Linked DNA regions of Mus musculus: region 2 is linked to region 1. The links are chromatin loops, found by intact Hi-C in ENCODE. Cell type or tissue: left cerebral cortex. All regions are shown on one strand. Links, peaks and the distances in the headings refer to the core of each region. The heading gives the core; the rest is flanking DNA.

The links. A loop is a pair of places that touch in the nucleus more often than their neighbours do. Peaks named below come from ENCODE experiments on the same cell type or tissue, not always from the same donor. Only the 100,000 strongest peaks of a DNase experiment are listed, where the experiment ranks them.
Region 2: a loop joins it to region 1, with 2.4 times the contacts of the local background. A loop is called at or near these places in 4 of 42 quality-filtered maps.

The regions. Positions count from the first base shown.
Region 1 is chr4:115,055,483-115,064,420 of GRCm38, forward strand. Tal1 (T cell acute lymphocytic leukemia 1) reads left to right here and starts at 2,329. Exons shown (of 5, transcript NM_001287388.1): 1 at 2,329-2,389; 2 at 4,037-4,184; 3 at 7,648-8,094. The coding sequence starts at 7,649. Gm33786 (a long non-coding RNA gene) reads right to left here and starts at 3,828. Exons shown (of 2, transcript XR_376559.3): 1 at 2,575-3,828; 2 at 2,140-2,427. It overlaps Gm52674 (a long non-coding RNA gene), which reads right to left and starts at 99. Exons shown (of 3, transcript XR_003955097.1): 1 at 1-99. In left cerebral cortex, for the core only: no CTCF peak of the experiment used is centred there; DNase peaks (open chromatin) are centred at 1,580, 1,805, 2,631, 2,909 and 3 more places; H3K4me3 peaks cover 3,903 bases; H3K27ac peaks cover 2,261 bases.
Region 2 is chr4:114,665,134-114,674,071 of GRCm38, forward strand. The region is part of intron 1 of Gm33655 (a long non-coding RNA gene); the gene reads right to left. Among named protein-coding and RNA genes, the nearest start is that of Gm12829, 11 kb to the right of the region's middle. In left cerebral cortex, for the core only: CTCF peaks have their summits at 719 (motif pointing right) and 2,062; DNase peaks (open chromatin) are centred at 742, 1,310 and 4,099; H3K4me3 peaks cover 503 bases.

The sequences.
Region 1 (8,938 bases), core at 148-8,147:
CCTACAATGTACCTATGGGCTTCAATGTCAAACTTCTTTCAAATCAGGCTTCTGTCCCTCACTAGAAATTTAATATTGAGTTATTGACACAGCCCTGTCACCCCCTCCCCCCACTGTTTTCTCACCTATAAATTAGGAATAATAAAAGCACCAATGGGGAGAAGTTGGATGAAGGGGGAAAAGTATCACTAAAGCACACTATTATTCAAAGGTGCCCTAATGATATCCAATTGTATGGTATTTAAAAAATAAAAAATAAAAGCATTACGAAACCGGGTGTGGTGGTGCATGCCTTTAATCCCAGCATTCCAGAGGCAGAGACAGGTGGATCCCTAAGTTCGAAGACAGCCTGGTCTACAGAAAGAGTTCCAGGACAGCCAAGGCTACACAGACAAACCCTATCTCAAACAAAACAACAAAAACCAAAAAGAGAAAGAAAAGAGCTAATTTAGAATTTTCTCATTTATACACCTGCTTATTTTTATTTTTGCAGTGCTGAGAATTGAGTCCTTGGCCTTGCACAAGATTGGCAAGCCCTCAAACTCCAGTCCTTAGGGATATTTAAGGAAAATCAAACTGTATAGTGCAAAGAAACAATGTACTAAGATTAAAGAGTGTGTTAAGGAACATGGGGGCTTGGGGATGGGTGGGGGGGTGTTCTGCTTTCATCCTGAAACCAAGCTTAAGGGGCATTTTCATCTCTCTATTGATATCTGTTCTGTCCCCCTATAGAGTCTTTTATCTTTGAGCAATTCCAGTTTTAGAGCGGTCAGGGGCCTGTGCTGATGAGGGTCAGCGAGGAACTGGGTGTTGAGATACGGAAAAAGGAGAAACAGACACTCTGGCTTTGGAGAAGACAGGAGAAAGAATGAAGAAGGGAGGGTTGGTTGGGAATGGGTCGGGAGACACGGTGGTCTTAAGAGGCTAGACAACGGCCAAAGCCGCTGAACGAGCATCTGGGAGGCGGAGATCCGAGTCGGGTTGTTTGTAGGGAGCGGGAATCCCGAGGGGCCAGGGGTGGGGAACGGGCGGAACCCGCCGGGTCCCAACGTGAGCGCTCAGCCCTCTCCTCTGCGCATTCCTGGGCCATCCCAGCGCCGCAACCCGTCCCCGCTCCCTCCGGAGAAATTGCCAAATTAAAATGAATCATTTGGCCCATAATGGCCGAGGCGCTTATCGGGGGCGGGCGGGCCCGAGGCGGCTCCTTATCTCGGCGGCGCACACGGCCGGCGCTAACGAGGCCGCGGGCGGGAGCGGGATTAGAGCGCGCGGCGAGGCGCGGGCGGGGGCTGCCCAACATGGCCACGCACACCCCCAAGGCGCAAAACGTGAGCGTCCCGGCCTTCTTCCCAGGGCCGGGAGACAGTCGCCTCCCGTGGAATTGCCCGTCCGTTTCCTCCGTCTTTCCCCATGCGCACTCCAGCCTCGGCTCCCTCTCCCCCGTCTCTTCCCGGGGGGCACTTTCCACGACGCCCCTCCGCTGCCCCTCCCGCCGGGGAGACTCTCTTCCTTCCTTCCCCTTTTCCCCTTGCGCAATAGACAGAAAAGCGCAAGGCGCTGGCGGCTTCCATTGCTTCTGGGCGGTGTGTGCGGGCGGCCGGGTTGAGAGTGCTTGCGTGAGCGGCAGGCTGCGGTGGCTACTCCCCGCGTGGGCTTTTGGCGATAGGTCGTGTGCGGGAGTGTGAAACCCTGCGCTGTCTGGGTGTGGAGATTCCGACCTCTCTGCGTTTTATTCGTTGTATGTAAATTGCCCTGTTTCTTTTCTCCACAAGGTCGGTCTGGTGTATCGCAGTGTGTGGCCTTGGACAAAGTGTTAGGCTGGTTTCGTTATGTCGGGCGGGTGTGATCCTCACCCTGTGAGGTTGTGTGTCTGTGAGCGTTTGCGTGTGACTGATGTCGCTGTGTCATGTTGGACAGTATGCCGGTCTGCCTACACCGGCTTGTGGGACAGAGCTAGCTCGTGTTCATCTGCTTCCCTCCTCTGGGCCTGGACCATGTGTGGTCCTGTCCAACAAGAGTCCTATGCCTGTGTGCCTGTGTCCTTTAGAGGTGCGTTTGCAAATCGCTGGGGGCGGGAGTGGGGGGAGGGCGAGCGAGAGATCGAGGCGCTGGTGGGGGCGTCAGCATGGGGGCGGGGAGTGGGATTTCACATTTTATTCCAAATTATGATGTATTCGGGAGCCAGTGTTGGCTCGGATGGGCGGACAGAGCCCAGTGGGCGGCAGCTCTGTCCGGAGGCTGTCTGTGCCTTGGTGTTGCGGGGGTCCCCTGGTGTGTGCGGGGGGAATCTTCTAATCTGGAAGATGAGCCGCGCTCGCTGAGGCCAGCGTCTTCCCGCCCGCAGCGCCAGGCCTGGATTCGCGCTGCCCCTGGGTTTCGCCTATTTCTGGTCAGTTTCGCGGGTGCGTCCGCGGTGGTTGGGAGAGGCTGGGAAAGACAATGGGCACATTTTCCAGGTCTGGTGCCAGGGGTGGGGGTCCTCGGGATCGTCCCGGGGGACATTTTCTCAGTCCCTTTCCCATCCCGGTCCAGTCAGACCCCCTAGCAGGTTAGCTGCCCTTGGAGTCCACTTACGTTGGAAGGACCGCTTCAGGGCCACCTTAGCTGGACAAGAAGGATCGCGTTTTCCCCTTTTACTGCGATTGTTAATACCTTCGTCATCATCACCATCACCCTTAATATCCGCTTTTAATTAAAACAATCGAACAAAAAGCTCACCAGTTCTACCCTTTAGCTTCTTTGGAGGGAGAACAAAGCAGTCCTGTCCTGTCTTAGGCCCCTCCCTAGCTGCTTTTTTTTTTTTTCCCCTAACTTGCCAGGTTTGGGGTAGGGAAAGAAAATGAAGAGGTAGTCAGAATAAAGAGTCACTCCATAAAACAAACATTAGCCTCAAGTAACAACGGGAACGAGTGTATTCCCCGCGTCTCCCCTCCTCTTCCCTCCTTCTCTGGATTAGCAAGGAGAAAGAAAACCTCCCGCACTGAATTGAAAGCCAGGGAGGAGGCAGTTCTGAGCTTCCGCCAAAGCCGCAGCGGAGAGAAGGAAGCCTTCGCAATTAACCCAAGACTTCGATGTGCCATTGGGCGGTGGACATCTCAGGCAAAACAATTAAAAAAAAAAAAGGAGGCGAAAAATAAAAGCAAACGAAATCCAGCTACCGCTCTTGGAAGTGGCGTCGGTCTGCTTTGGCCCGTCTTTCCTTTTGCTTTGTTTATCGCTGCGAAACAGTATAAGAGGTGTAAGAGTTAACTCTCATCTACTGCCAGTCAAAACCCCGAAAGTCGAAAATCTTTTGCAAAGGTGGTGGAAGAAATGGTGAAATACCTTCCTTTATATCTCTGCATCCATTAGAAAGAAAACAAGGGACCCAGCTAAAACAGATAGAGCTCTCTCTCTCTCCCTTTCATCCCTGCAAGGGAAATAGGATCTTTGGAAACAGGTTCTGCCTTGTCCTGGGCAGGAACTTGAAAGATGGGGTCATGAGGAGTATGGGACCAGGGCTCCCAGGTTCTGACCCAGCAGCCAGGGCCTGAAAACTCTTGGGTTTTTGTTGTTGTTGTTGTTGTTGTTTTTGTTTTTGTTTTTGTTTTTCCATCCCGTTCTCTCCACCCTCGTCAAATAGAGAATTACATCTTCCTGCTCTGGCTAAGCCTGGGCTAAGGTTGTGGGGGCAACCCGCATAGAGACGTCCATGCTTAGAAAACAAATTCGGCCATACTGAATTAGACAGATCCGTTAGAGGGTTCGAACACGTTCTGGGCAGCCTGCCGGAGAGGCTGTTGTTGTTGGACTAAGTAGTTATTCCTGATTGGTCAGGTGTAAGGTTCTTCTTCTTTTTCTTTTTTTAATTCGGGATGTGTTTGGGGGAGGGTGGGCTCCAAACACCTGCAAGTTGGAGGCGGAAAGCCATTTGCTATTCTTTGGGATGGCGGGGCACACGAGGTAATTCCCAGTCATTGACCCCCCATTTTCTCTCTCGCCCTCCCTCTTTCTCTCCACCCCCATCTTTCCTGGAAACTCGCTTTGGGCGCGGCAGACCGCGCAGGACCTCACGGCAAGCTAAGTAACTGCTGGTCTCTCAGCGAGAGCCGGGAAACCCAGCTTCGGGGTCCTACCTCGACCCCTCTCCAGCGGAGGAGTGGAGGTCCTAACCAGCCGAGTAGGTCTCTCTAAATATGCCCCAGGTTAGTTGCGGCCTGGAGTCTGGGGTGGGGTGGGTGGAGGAAGGGGGGTAATGTCTGTGGAAACAACAGTATTCTGGGTTGTGAACTGGGGGGCGGGGGGGGGGAGACGACTTAGAACTGAGAAGATTGGTGGGGGTGGGGGTGGGGGTGGGAGAACCAACCTAGACTAAGAACCCGGGATCTGACTGCCACTAAGCTGCCTCAGGCCTCCAGCAGGGCTCTTTCCTTTTTCCGGCCTTGGATAAAACAAGCTGGTTGGATTATGTCCTCCAGGCCGCTCCCATGGTCCCGGTTCCGAGCACATTTCACAAGGCCGGTAACTTTATTGTGGCTATATCCGGATGGCGCAGGAGCTCCAGGCACGAATAAAAGCAGCCAAAGCCACCCTACTAAGGCCTAAGGCCTAAGAAGCTGTGCTGGAACGCATTTCCACTCGAGTGGTGGCAGAGATAGTGCATTGCTCACTGGCGGATTAGGTTTTGGTGCAGGCTTTGTGTTTCTCCACTGTGTCTTGCGCATATGAGTGTGGAGGGATGGGAGGCCAGCCAAGTCTAAGGCCAACACTATTTCTTTTAAAAATAAGTGGATTAAAAAAAATCTCCAAGCTATGATTTGGGGCATTAGGAGTTGCTGGAGAAGATGCAGTGCCTCCCAGAAAGGAGCTTTCTGGTTCCCCTTTTCAGGTGTATTGTCACCTGCTGGCTGGGGCAACTGGAAGGTGAAGATGAGGTTGAGGCTGTAACCTGGGTCTCGGGAAGCACAAAGAGCTGGGATGGTCGAGTGCTCCTGTCTAGCCTGAGCCCCCTCCCTTTCCCATTCTCCCTTAATAAAAACAATTGCATAAAAGCTGTTAGTGTTAACCCCTGGGCTGCTGTGCGGGTGGGGGTGGGGTTGTGTGTGATCCTGGTCTTAGGAGGTTTACCTGAGGTCCAGGAGCTGAGCATGGAGAATTCTACTGGAAGCCTTGGATATTTATAGCATCTGGAGGGTCAACTCATCTAGAATATGTGTCCCCTTTGGCCATTGGGAACCTGATTCAGTCATTGCAGCAGAATTGATCAGGGAGTCAGAGGGGAGCTCTGGCTCAGTTACTGTAGTGTATGTTTGTCATTTAGAAGCTGGGACTAAAACAACTGGTCATTGAAAGCACACAGATGGTGTGCCTCAAGGTAGGAGGACAGCGTCTCTGGCTTGTGTATTTCACCAGAAGCTGGTTTATTTCTGATGCACTTCACTAGCAGGGAGGGAAGTCAGGATGGCTACTATACTTCTGGTTCATTTCCGGTGGTTGAGGTATTCTCTGTATATAGACCTTTTGTCTCCACTCTAATTGTGAATTCAATCTCAGTGAAGCATTACAGACCCATATTGGCTTTGCAGCTTGTGTGTAACAAGTGTTGGGAGATTTGTTGTTTCCTGACTGGGCTAATCCCCGAACATCCAGTGTTGCCTGAATTGCAATCCTTGGTTCCCATTTTGTGTCTGGCTGTACACCTGAGTTTTGGAGAAGGATGAAGAAGGTCCAATTTCCTTTTCGTAAGAGGAGGGAATCAGTTTCCCAGATAACTCTGGTCCAGAGCAGTGTAGTGGCCAAAAAGGTCCTCTATGTGTGCTCCATGTCGGTGGTTAGTGTCACATTTTTGTATTGATTTTCTGTTTTAAAACACCCCATTTTGGGCTAGTGAATTGACTCAGTGGGTTAAATTGTTGCTGTTGATCCCGACAGCTTTAGTTTGATCCCCAAGGCCCAGGTGAAAGGAAATCACTACTTCATGAAAATTGTCCTCTAACTTCAACATTTATGACTGTGGCATATGTACCTTTATATACAAATAAATAAATGGTAAAGTAATAAAAATTACAATACAACAAAATAACCCAATTATCTAATCTTGGGAGCAGCAATGTGATTTATAAAGCCTATTAAGGTGGTTATATATGTGTCTATACTGTGTGTATATGCACATAATACACACACACACATATGAGTATATATATGAGATAGGATCATGTGTAGCCCAGGCTAACTTCAAACTCAGGATTCTTTAACCCCCTTCTCAGGGCTGCATTTATAAGCATGTGCCCCCACAACTGATGAGTTCATTGTATTTCTATTTTTAAAATTAAAACAACTCACAAGTATCATCCAACTTTGGAGTCTTATAGATTGTGTGTCTGGCCTGTTGCTGGGTCAGATGCCATCTGAACGAAGCCAGGTGATGCAAGAACTCTCAAACTGATGGGAAATAGAGTGGATATGCTCATCTGGGGAGTATGGTTGGAGCCTAGGAATTTTCTGGGCTCCAGGGTCCATGTGAGACAGTAAAACAGTGAGATCCACGACTGGAGAGATGGCTCACTGGTTAAGAGCACTGACTATTCTTCCAGAGGTCCTGAGTTCAATTCCCAACAACCACATGGTGGCTCAGAACCATCTGTAATGGGATCTGATGCCCTCTCCTAGTGTGTCTGAAGGCAGCCACAGTGTGTGTGTGTGTGTGTGTGTGTGTGTGTGTGTATACATATACATATATATGTATATATATAATTTTTGCATATTAAATCTATAAAAAAAAAACCCAGTGAGATCCGAGTTCTGTGTATTGAGAATACCAAGGTGTATGGTGTGTGTGTGTGGGGGGGAAGAGGACACTTCATTGGAATAATTCAAGGAAGAGCTTTCTTTATATTTTCTCCATCAGGAGGGGAGCCCAGATTCTAGTGACTTCTGGAGCACTTTCCCAAGTCTTAAGAGTCCAGCTGAGCAGAATGGGGTGGAGTGTGAAGGGTAGTAGGACCAGAATCCAGGATTAGCTTCAGTCCTTGACTCCCTTTCTTATGATAGGGTAGCTACTTGCAGAATACAACGGTGGGTTTGCTTAGTGTAGGCTGCTTTCCTCTTGGCCGGGAATATTTCTGACATCCTTGGTTGAATAGAGCAGAGTTCTTGCAGCTTCCACACCCTACTTCACCACCATAGTCTTTCTGGGTGTATATTTGCAGCGCATGTGTGTAGCAGTAGATCGGGAGAGGGTTCCTATAGCACTGGACAGATTCCCCGCCAAAACCAAAAGGGGGGCGGGAAGGACACGCTTGCTCGGGGGATTAGTTCCCTCCCCTTCCCCTGTGGCCTAAGAAGGAGGGACTGGGTGATCTTTCTCTTCTCTGTGCATTTCCTTCCTCCTTTTTCCCGTCGATTTTTGTCTCTCTGCCTGTATTCCTTTTCTCCCAAGGTTTCTGCCATCTTTCTCCAGCACAATTCCTACCCTTGGACACTGTGCCTTCCGGGCTTGTCCCACCCTTTTCTTCCAATCTAGAGACACCCCCACATTGCTCCAGCTCCAGGCCTGCGGGCCTTCACGCCAGCAGGGTTGGGGTGTGCGTCCACGTGGTGCTGAGTTTGTCCTGTCCGCTTTTCAGGTTTCAGTGCGTGATCTCCTCTCTGCCCCTTACCCTGTTACAGGATGACGGAGCGGCCGCCGAGCGAGGCGGCACGCAGTGACCCGCAACTAGAGGGACAGGACGCGGCCGAGGCCCGCATGGCCCCCCCGCACCTAGTCCTGCTCAACGGCGTCGCCAAGGAGACGAGCCGCGCAGCCCCGGCTGAGCCCCCCGTCATCGAGCTAGGAGCGCGCAGCGGCGCGGGGGGCGGCCCTGCCAGTGGGGGCGGTGCCGCGAGGGACTTAAAGGGCCGCGACGCAGTAGCAGCCGAAGCTCGCCTTCGGGTGCCCACCACCGAGCTGTGCAGACCTCCCGGACCCGCCCCGGCGCCCGCGCCCGCCTCGGCTCCTGCAGAGCTGCCTGGAGACGGCCGCATGGTGCAGCTGAGCCCGCCCGCGCTGGCAGCCCCTGCCGGCCCCGGCCGAGCGCTGCTCTATAGCCTTAGCCAGCCGCTCGCCTCACTAGGCAGGTGAGCATCCCGGTCCCCTGCGGCGTTCTGGGTGCAGGCGAGGGTCGAGAGGAGGGGGTGGTGGCTTAAGATTCCAAGAGGAACGAGCCCAGAGACCAGAGTCTCTCCCGCAACCCTCCCGCTAGTGGGAAAGGGGTCCCCTGTGAGACAGACTGTCAGGAAGGACCGGTGGTCAGGGGACGACAGTTGTGTAGAAACCGGGGGTGGTCGCCTGCACTGTTGAGGGTGCGGGTCTGTGGGTGAGTGTAAAAAGCTGCAGAGGTTGCTGACTACTGTTGAGTAGGCGGGATTCTTTAATATGAGTTCTGGGCCAGTGTCTGAATGCCCCTCTGCAGCAGAGGTGAGGTTCGCCACAAAGGGTGAACTCTTCAGGAAGCTGCCGCGGTGGGTGGACAGGCTGGAGAGAAAGATCTAAGGCCGTTGCTGAGGGCAGCTCTTCTCAGCCTCTGCTAGGATGCAGTGAGCGACACTGTCATCCGCTCCTAATCCTTCTGTCCCTTACCTGCGTGGTTGGTCTCCTTGCTGGGCCCTGTGGTGAGGGAAGCTGAATGGCCAGCAGAGTGTAGGACAGGCGGTAGGAAAGAATTATAGGACAACACGATGGTAGAGCAGTAGGGAGCGCTGTCAAGGGTTGGTGAGTGGGAGGTGGGGGGTGGTGCCGATCTGTGATCAGAGAGTGATGGTCGGTGAGGTCTGAGGGGACAATGTGAGACCCTTTGTGGTGTGGGAGTTCTCTACTAGCACTTCCATCCCTCACGTGTTGTCCTGTGTAGGTACTTGTCTCTGAGCAAAGGTCTACCAGGATTGAAGGAGATTTTGTGTGTGTGTGTGTGTGTGTGTGTGT
Region 2 (8,938 bases), core at 407-8,406, 390 kb before region 1:
ATTGAGACACCATTAACCAGTTCTGCTCACCGCATAGCAGCTGTCTCAGCCCTGAGGTTCCTGGTTTACAGACAGCCATGGGGGGCCTGGGGTGTAATCCTCAATTCCCAGCGACCCCCTCCCCTCAGCAAGTTCCCTCAGCAAGGGCCGCTTTCCTGTTTAAGACATCTTGCTTCCAGGAAAGTACCAGGATGTCAGTCCGTTCTCAGGAAGTCCTATCTAGATTCATCGAACCGCTCCATCCCTAGCAATCCCCAGGCACCACTACCAACTCTGGTTTGCCGGAGGTCTTGCCACCAAGACCCGACTGGACTCATTCCAGAATTTGATGTCTGAATCCTAGCCCAAGGGAACATTAGAAGGGGCAGCTGATCAGACCGGCTCGAGGCTCCACTACTCACTAGCGGCTTGCCCAGCTGGGCCTTAGCTGTTCTGTTTGTATAGTGGGAAATCAACCCTGCTCTATCAGCCTCACCGTACACCTGTAAAATTCAAGATCACAGGTAGAGGTATAGGAAAACAAAGTGGTACCAGATGCTCTGACCCAGTGTGCGCCATGCTTTGTAGCATGCTAAGTGTATATCCTTCTACTCTTCCTACTTAAGCTGTCCGGAATGCATGTGGCAAACAGGCAGCAGGCTTTTGATGCCTCCCTTATCCAAGACAGACCAGACCTAGAGTGTCCGACCTTGAGCCTGGTGCAGCTATCGCTGAGAACGCAAGAGGGCGCCATGGCCCCGTAGCGAGCCAGCTCAACCGACCTGCCAGCGTGCCATTTTCCCTCTCGCTCCAGGAGCTGTGCCCAGACAGCAGTTTCCAGGCTTCGCCAAACTCAGAGAAGTGCCTGGAAACCTGGAGAATCCAAGAGGGATGGCAGAGTGAGAGAGAGGCAGAGTCTGGGCTGGAAATATGATGTCCAAACAACACACTGCTTCCCGCGTTGTTTGACCTCTCTGACCTTCATCTACAATGGTGGAAATAAAATCTCTCCCTTGCCTCCCGGCCAACACAGCCGCCAAATGCTCCCCAGTCCACAGACGGAGATCTCAGTTCAGGCTTGCCTTACAAACTGTAAAAAGTGAAGCCTATTCTTCCCCTCTCCACCCCCCCCCCACCCCTTTTAACTTTATCTGAAGCCCCTTGGGTTCCCATTTTATGCGCATGCAAACTAAGGTTCGGAAAACTCCTTTGCGAGTCCAGTGGTTCATCCACGTATAGTTGGGCTGATCTCCGGACTCAGGCTCTAGACTACCTTCCTGGTCCCGCGTCATCCGCTTGGGTGGTGCTTAAGAGGCCACCAAAGCGCCGGAATGCGCAGCCAAACTCCACCAGGCCAGCATGCTCAGGGAGCAAGCAGGAGTGTTCGGACCTCAGATATGCTTTCAGCCTCTAGCTGGTCTACATGCCGCCACACGGAGATTCCTGGGCTGCCTCTCAAGTCTGTGGTCCAGGGGGCACCAGCACCCGGGGTCCCATGGGGTCTCCTGCGCCCTCCCCGAGCCCTTGCTCAACAGCTGGGCCAATGCGGTGGATGGCCGAGTCAGGTGGGCCCCAGCCCGCGCCCTGAACTAAGGCTGTTTGCACACATGTAATTAGTGCTAATTGCCCAGGGTTTTCAAAGCTTGCCGGCTCCCAGCGCGAGAGCCAGGCAGCCCGGAGCCGCTGCTCTTCACGTCAGCCCTCTCCACCCGGCTAGGGCCGCCCTTGATCCTGACGCCCAGTCGCCTGGCTATGTGCGCCCCAGGGTCTACGCGGCCGCCACGTGCGGGCCAACAACAGTTTTTGTGTCTCCAACGCGGTGCATCTGGAGAGGCCTCTGAGACAGGTTCGGGAAGCCGTGTGCAGATGGGTAGAGGCGGGAGTAGGGGCGACAGGGTTGTTCTGCTATGAAGGAGGATAGCACCAGCACCTGGCTCCCGTAGCCATTGCAGGTCCAGAAGGATCCCTGAAGTTATGGCTGCAGCTGCGCTGTGCAGCAAAGGTGTCTGTCACACACTGAACTCCCAAGCTGTCCTGTTCCGCAGGAACCGGCCATCAGCGTTTCTCACCTACAGGTGGCAGAGCCTAGGCGTAGAGATGTTAAGCAAGGGCGCCGCTCAATGGCCAGGGCGCAGGATTCAGGTTCTGCTCGAAGTCAGAGAGTCTGACTGCAGGGGGGGGGGGGGGGCGGGCAGGAAGGGAGAGTTTTGGCCTCAACCAGGCCTGGGCCTTTGCTCTCTGATCCGAGGCTTGTCCCTCCAGCCCTATCTGAGACCTGTTCAACCCTTAGGACTTTGACCCGTAAACCCCCCGATAGCCCGAGGGAAGCCACCACAACCTCAAAGGTCTTAGTTGAGGTGGGGGTGTTGGCTGCAGTTCCCTCCTTCCCTTGCCCTGGACTCTTGAGCCCACCCTGCTGAGCCTTTACTTGCTGGATTCCAGAGCATTTGTGTTGCTGCTGTGTTCCTCTCACCTCCGTTGCTGTTTTGCTCTGACTCTGTTTTCCACTGTCCTCTTGAGCCTTTGTCTATCATTGCCTCTCTCATCAGATCTCTGCCATGCAGCAAACAACCGCCACACACTCGCACGCGCGTGTACACACACACACACACACACACACACACACAGCCCCTGCAAGGAACACACACCGGCAGAATCCGCCTTTTCAATAAAAAAACGACAACTGGGAAACAGAGTGAATTAAAAAGCATTAACTTAAAAACAATCCATGTGTCTGCAAATGCATTCCAAATGGCAGCCCTTCAGGGCGGGGGGGGGGGTGTGAAGGGGGGAGCATGTTGGCCACATTTCTGGAATCCCAGATACATGGGATGAAGGGGGCTCAGGGCACCACACCCTAACCACCTGGGGCAGCAAGGTCTCAGGAGAGGGATCTTCTCTGTGATCATCATCCTGGACCCTCAGCAGGTTGCTTGGACCCTTCCGGAGCTGCATTTCAGCATCTGCTAGATCCTTGTACTTGCCCAAACCTTCTCTACATGGATCTCAGCTCTCCAGGGACATCAGCCTTCCCAGGACCCAGATCCAACTCTGTCTCTCTGTCTCTGTCTCTGTCTCTGTCTCTGTCTCTGTCTATCTCTCCCTCTCCCTCTCCCTCTCCCTCTCCCTCTCCCTCTCCCTCTCCCTCTCCCTCTCCCTCTCCCTCTCCCTCTCCCTCTCTCAGGTCGGGCCTGGCCTGCCTTGCCCTGCTCCTGCTCCACTCCCCCCATGCTGCCCTCCTGCTCCCTAGACCACCCAGCAGCCCTAGCTCAGAGGGAAAAGTGGTTAGAGCCAAAGCTTGTCTTGGCCTAGAAAGCCTCCCCCAGGGAGCAGCAGTTAGAGACTGTCGATCCCCCACCTGCAGCTGTTGTCAAGCTTGTTCAAGCTGTTTGGAAGATTGCTTCTCTAAGGTGGCACCTCTGCTGTCCTTTGCCTAGAGAGGACTTCTCCAAAGTCCTCCATGCAGCTACCCTTACCACTCCAACAACTTGGGGGGCTGGGGATGGAGTACATCAATTAGCATGTGTGTGTTTTGTTTGATTTGTGACTCAGGAGATGAACCTGAGTCCTCCTTTATGTTAGGAAGCAGTCTGCCACTGACTACGGCCAGCCCTCATCAACTAGGTCTTCCTCAGAGACAATAGGACTGGGTGTGGGGTCCCCAGATCTCTCCTCTCTCCCTCAGTGTCTTCTCAATCAGAAGGGAAATTCCGAATCTATAAACCAGTTGGAGAGGAAGGAATTCTGGATTCTTAACCTTGTTCAGCTGATGCTAATCATTTACAAATATGGCACTAGCAATACCATTTGTAGCTCAGTGCCTAGTGTACGCTCTGCACACGGCACCGCTGAAATGGCAGGTTCCTAGATGACTTTGAGCTATGCTCGCACTACCTCCGTAGCTTCTCTATCCACAGCAGGAAGAGATGGGAGCTTCTCAGCTCAGGCAGAGGTGTGTAGCTGGAGCAAAACCTGCAGTTATTGCTCCTACCGTTTAAACACAGTAAGAAAAGCAGCTATGGAAGCGTTTGCCCTGACTGACTTCTCTCTTGAAATAGCAGAGCAGAAAAGTCATCGCTTACAAGAATCACAGCTGTCCTCACCAAATCACTGGGTTCTTCCTCTAAGTAATAAAAGATGAGTCAGTTTGTTCTTAATGACGAGAGTGTTCAGTATTCACTATACAGGAAGCCTTTCAGAATTCCCTGCTCCCACTAAACATGCTGGGCCCCAGAGAAGCCTGATAGAGTGTGCATACAATGCTCACAGTGGTTGTGCGGTGAGAATTCTGATTCCTATACAGTGTCTGCATGTGTGTCCGTCATCTGATGACACTCCTGCCGTATAATTCTTCTGTGTTCTCACTCTGATGATGATAGGAGTTCTGATTGGGAATCACTAAGGTGGGGTTTGGAGAATTTTTGTTTCAATAGAAATATTTGTTTGAGTAACATGCTACTGTCCGTGTGTGTGTGTGTGTGTGTGTGTGTGTGTGTGTTCCCGAGAGTTTGTGGAGACGTGTGTGCTGCATGTGTAAAGGTGTGTGTGGTGCGCCTGTGCAGGCAACCATGCTCTTCTTTGGGGGCATAATACACCAATAGGTGTGTTTCAGTGTGTTTATTTGTTGGTGGGCTATGTGAAGCATAAAAGACAACCCTCCTCTCATGGGTGTGTGTGTGTGTGTGTGTGTGTGTGTGTGTGTGTGTGTGGTGTATGAGTGCTATGTTTCCAAAAACATTTGTGTGACTATGACTTTGTGTTTTGTTCATATGTGTGAGGAGCCATCAGTGCTTATGTGTGGAGATGTCACATGGGTTTACTGCTGGTCCTACCATTTTCTGCAAAGATTTCTATGGTGGAAGCCAGATTCAGGTCATTGGAGTATCAGCTAAGACCTCTGAGGCTCCATTGTTCATGGAGGCCCTCTCTTGATGCAGGAGAGAAATGGAATATTTTGATCCTAAACTCAGATGGCTGTGCTGAGCATTCTAATCTGGCAAGGGTAGGAGGGAGGGAGGAGGGAGGGAGGGAGGGAGGGAGGGAGGGAGGGAAGGGAAGGAGGGAGGGAAGGGAGGGAGGGAGGGAGGGAAGGGAGGGAAGGGGGAGGGAGGGGGAGGGAGGGAGAAAGAGAGAGAGAGAGAGAGAATTGGAATAAATAGTATGTTTGACTATTTCTGAGGGACTCTTGACAGTCTAAAAGCCTTCCCCTTCCCTGAGACCCTCTCCCAGGTGTCAGGGCCTCTACCTACTCAGGAGAATGGTTTGGTGTTCAGAAGCCTGGCACTAACACATGAGCTTCTCAAACAGACCAATTGCTAACTAAGCAAATGCCACTAACACTGGAGCTTGGACGGGATCAGAGAGACAAATGACCCATTAGAACAGATGAGGACGGGTCCAGATGGAGATGAGCTAATAAGGTTTCCATGGCACCAAAGACAGGCTAGGCTGCAGGTCGTCCCACCCCAGGAAAATTGCTCCCAGAGCCAGGATCCCTTCCACAGCGGAGGACAAATCCTTGAGTTCCTGCAGCAGGAATCTCAGGCTAGATGAATCCCCATGCCAATGAGTCTCTGAGTCCCTCTGCCAGGGTTTCCTTAGCAGCTACCGTAAGTTGGGGAAAATAAGAGACTCACCGTGCTGAGTTAAGAGCCTACTGTGGTCCAAGTCATTCTTGTCCCATGCTTGTATATAATCCGAATGCATGGAAACTCTGAACCTATCACTAATTCTGAGCCCGTGACTTTAACCTTTGCTACAATTTCATGTATACATAAGCCTGAAAGCAGAGATATATGTAAATGTCTATAACCCTTCACACATCACTGATCTCTTTTGAAACATGCAGTGCCCGTGCAACACTCAGGCTCACAAGCACCACACAGACCGTGCAACACTCAGGCTCGCAAGCCCCACACAGACCTTACGTGTAGATGTTGCTGCTGACTAAATGTGTTCCCTGGAAATTCAAGCTAAGCTCTCACACCCCATGTGACAGTACTGGGGGGATTGGCATTAGAAAGTAATTAGACAAAAATCCCCTGTGATGGGATTACAGTCCCCATAAAAAGAGAGAGCCTGCAAGATGGCTCAGTAGATAAAGGTGCTTGCCATCGACTCTGATGACCTGGGTTCAGTCTCCTCAACGCAGTGATGGAGGGAGAGAAACAACTCCCAATGCTTGTCCTCTGAACTCCACATAGTATTGTGGCATGTGTGCTACCCACCCCCAAAATAAATGTAATAACCACTCTTAGAAAGAAGAAGAGGAAGGAGCAGCTCCCAGGCTCTCCCTGCCAGGCAGAGCCCCTCCTGAGAAATAAAATCTAGAGGCACACTGACATGAGATGCCCCCCAGAACTATGCAAAACGAATAGTTGTAATTTAAACTACTCAGGCCTTACAGCATCGTGTGAAGACTATCAGTATACACTATGAATTGTTCTGGCCTACATTTGTACATGTTTACTCTTATATAAATAAAAGTTGCCCACAATGTTCTAGAGAGATCCTGCAATGTTAGTCAGGACACCTCTTAGCCAGTGCTTACAGCACTGGGTGTTCCCCACACCTATCTACTGTGCTCCCAAAATAGTCATACAAGAAGATACTTAGTAACTATTTTATCCAGAAGGACAGAGAAACCTGAATAGACACTCAGGGTTGCTTGCACAATTGCTAAGTGGTACAATCGGGATTTGAACTCAAGTTTTCAGAGCCCTACATATAGGGATACATGTTCTAGTGTTCAGAGCTCAGAGAGGGAAACTTCACTAGAGTCCAAAGAGAACAACCCTGCCAAAGCCCACAAAGCCCAAATTGCCATTCCCTAGGGCCACCTACCTTGTTCCGATCAGTACCTTCTGACTATGTTACTGAAATAGACAGCTGACAGCCAGAGTGGGCAGGGTTTAACCAAAGTGCAGATTCAAGGGCACCCCGAAACAGCTAAGGAGTTGCCTTTTGAGTTAGATTTAAAATAATGGCCCCAAGAAGAGGAAGAACATAAAACTGCATTAAATATCCTGCCCAGTTTAAGAGTCAGGCTTAGGTCCATGTCACAGTTCACAAGCAATGCAATTGTATCCTGTTCTCAGTTCTAAGTGGCTTCTCTGGGGCTTCAGCCGGGCGCCCCTCTTCAGCTCATATTGGGATGGTGATATGCATCTGCCTCTGGCTGCAACCTGATAGGCAGCGGACTGTTGTGCTTCCTCAAAATCTGCCCTGTCTTAATGCACACATCCAACACCCTTGAAGTTCCTACCCTGTCTCCATCCAGAGGGGACATTTGGAAAACTCCATCAACTCTGAGCCTAGAGCAGGCCCCTCAGACATGTCAGTCCTGGACTACAGTGTGGCTGGCTCCTGCTGAAGACAGATGAAGGCCCTCCCGACAAGCAAACATAAATATTTTCTTTCCCAGCCTGATTCAGATGGAATCTGTACTGTTAATAAAGTGGCAGCTGGCTATCTAGGAGTGTCTGAATGTGGCCTTTTCTGGCAGGGAGTGTGTCATCTGTCTCTGTCTGTGCCCTGTCAGATGACAAGACATCGCTGGCCTCCTCCTCTTTGGAATGGGCCTCAGATGGCAGAAGGTAGGCAGGGAACATTTGAAAAATACCAGTTTCACCTCTGTCTGTGGAGGGCAGGGAGGAGTGGCCTGAGCTTGCTGTCCCTGGCAAGCTGGCCTTTCAGGGCTATGACTGCCAGTGCCCAGCGAAGCTATTTACTTAAGCACCACATCAGGCAGTGATATTTAAGTATGAGATCAGAAGGGGAAGAGCTGAAACAGACTCATCTTCCTGCTTTGAAAGGTGCTCAAACTACAAAGCAACGGGACGCGCTGTGGATCGTGCTTTGCTATGTGACGCGGCCTGGAAATGGAGGTGTAAGTCCAGGGAAGGGCTTGAAATAACATTTCAGGTTGGAGTCCTCCCTGCCCCCACCTGCAAATAGGTGTTAGGATGGAAAACAGAGCACCTCTTCTGGCCACTCGTCACCAACCAGAGTTGTTTGAAATGAAAACAAAAAATTCTTCCTTAGAAGAACATGTGGTTCCACCATACTGCGAGTTCTCTTCTTGAGAGCGACCTTGTGAAGGCTCCATTCACAGGCCTGCATCTTTGGAGGCTGCTCTGGGGACCAGCAAGCTGCTGCTAGGGGGTTAAAAAGTACCAGCCTCTGACTTCAGCCATGGCTCATCCACAAGTTTGATGAGTGGTAAGGCTACAGAAAGGTTCCCTGTGACAGTTATGGCCACCACAGCACAGAACTCCTGATAGCCTGGCAAAGGGTTGCATGGTATTGAAGGATCTCTTGGAAGTTCCCCACTCCCCACAGGAAGGGCAGAGCTCTTTGAGATTCTAGTCAATATATTATGGGATTTGATTTCAACCATGCCTCTTGCCCAGTGTCCTAATATTCTTTTGCCGAAATCAGGGTGCCTACCATCATGCCCACTCGCAGTTCCTGAATTCATGCCATGCTGTGAGCACCCCCACATGCTTGTCCATGCTCTCTCAGACACTCATCATGCATACTGACCCTCACACCACTGTACCTCCCAACTGGATGGGAGGGAAACTGAACTACCACTTACAGAATATATGGCACCCGTCAGAAGCTTTCTATTTACAGTGTTAGCATGCTGGCAGTCAGAAAGTGTCAACGTTTGGAACGTTTCAGATTTCAGATTTTCAAATTAGAGTTATTCAATTGCCAAAGTCTGTGTAAATATTCTAAAATCCAAACACTTCAAAGTCTAAAGATTGCACAGTTTTCAGCATACATTTTACAGCATCGAGAAATAGAAGACCAAAGGAAAGGAAAGGAGACAGTAAAGAGTTTCTAGGAGGGAATAATATGATCCTATTTACCATAGAGCAAAGATCACCATAGACCATAGAGGAGGCTGGGATCTGGCGGGATGATGATTAGAAGGAGGCAGAAGTGTTGAGAA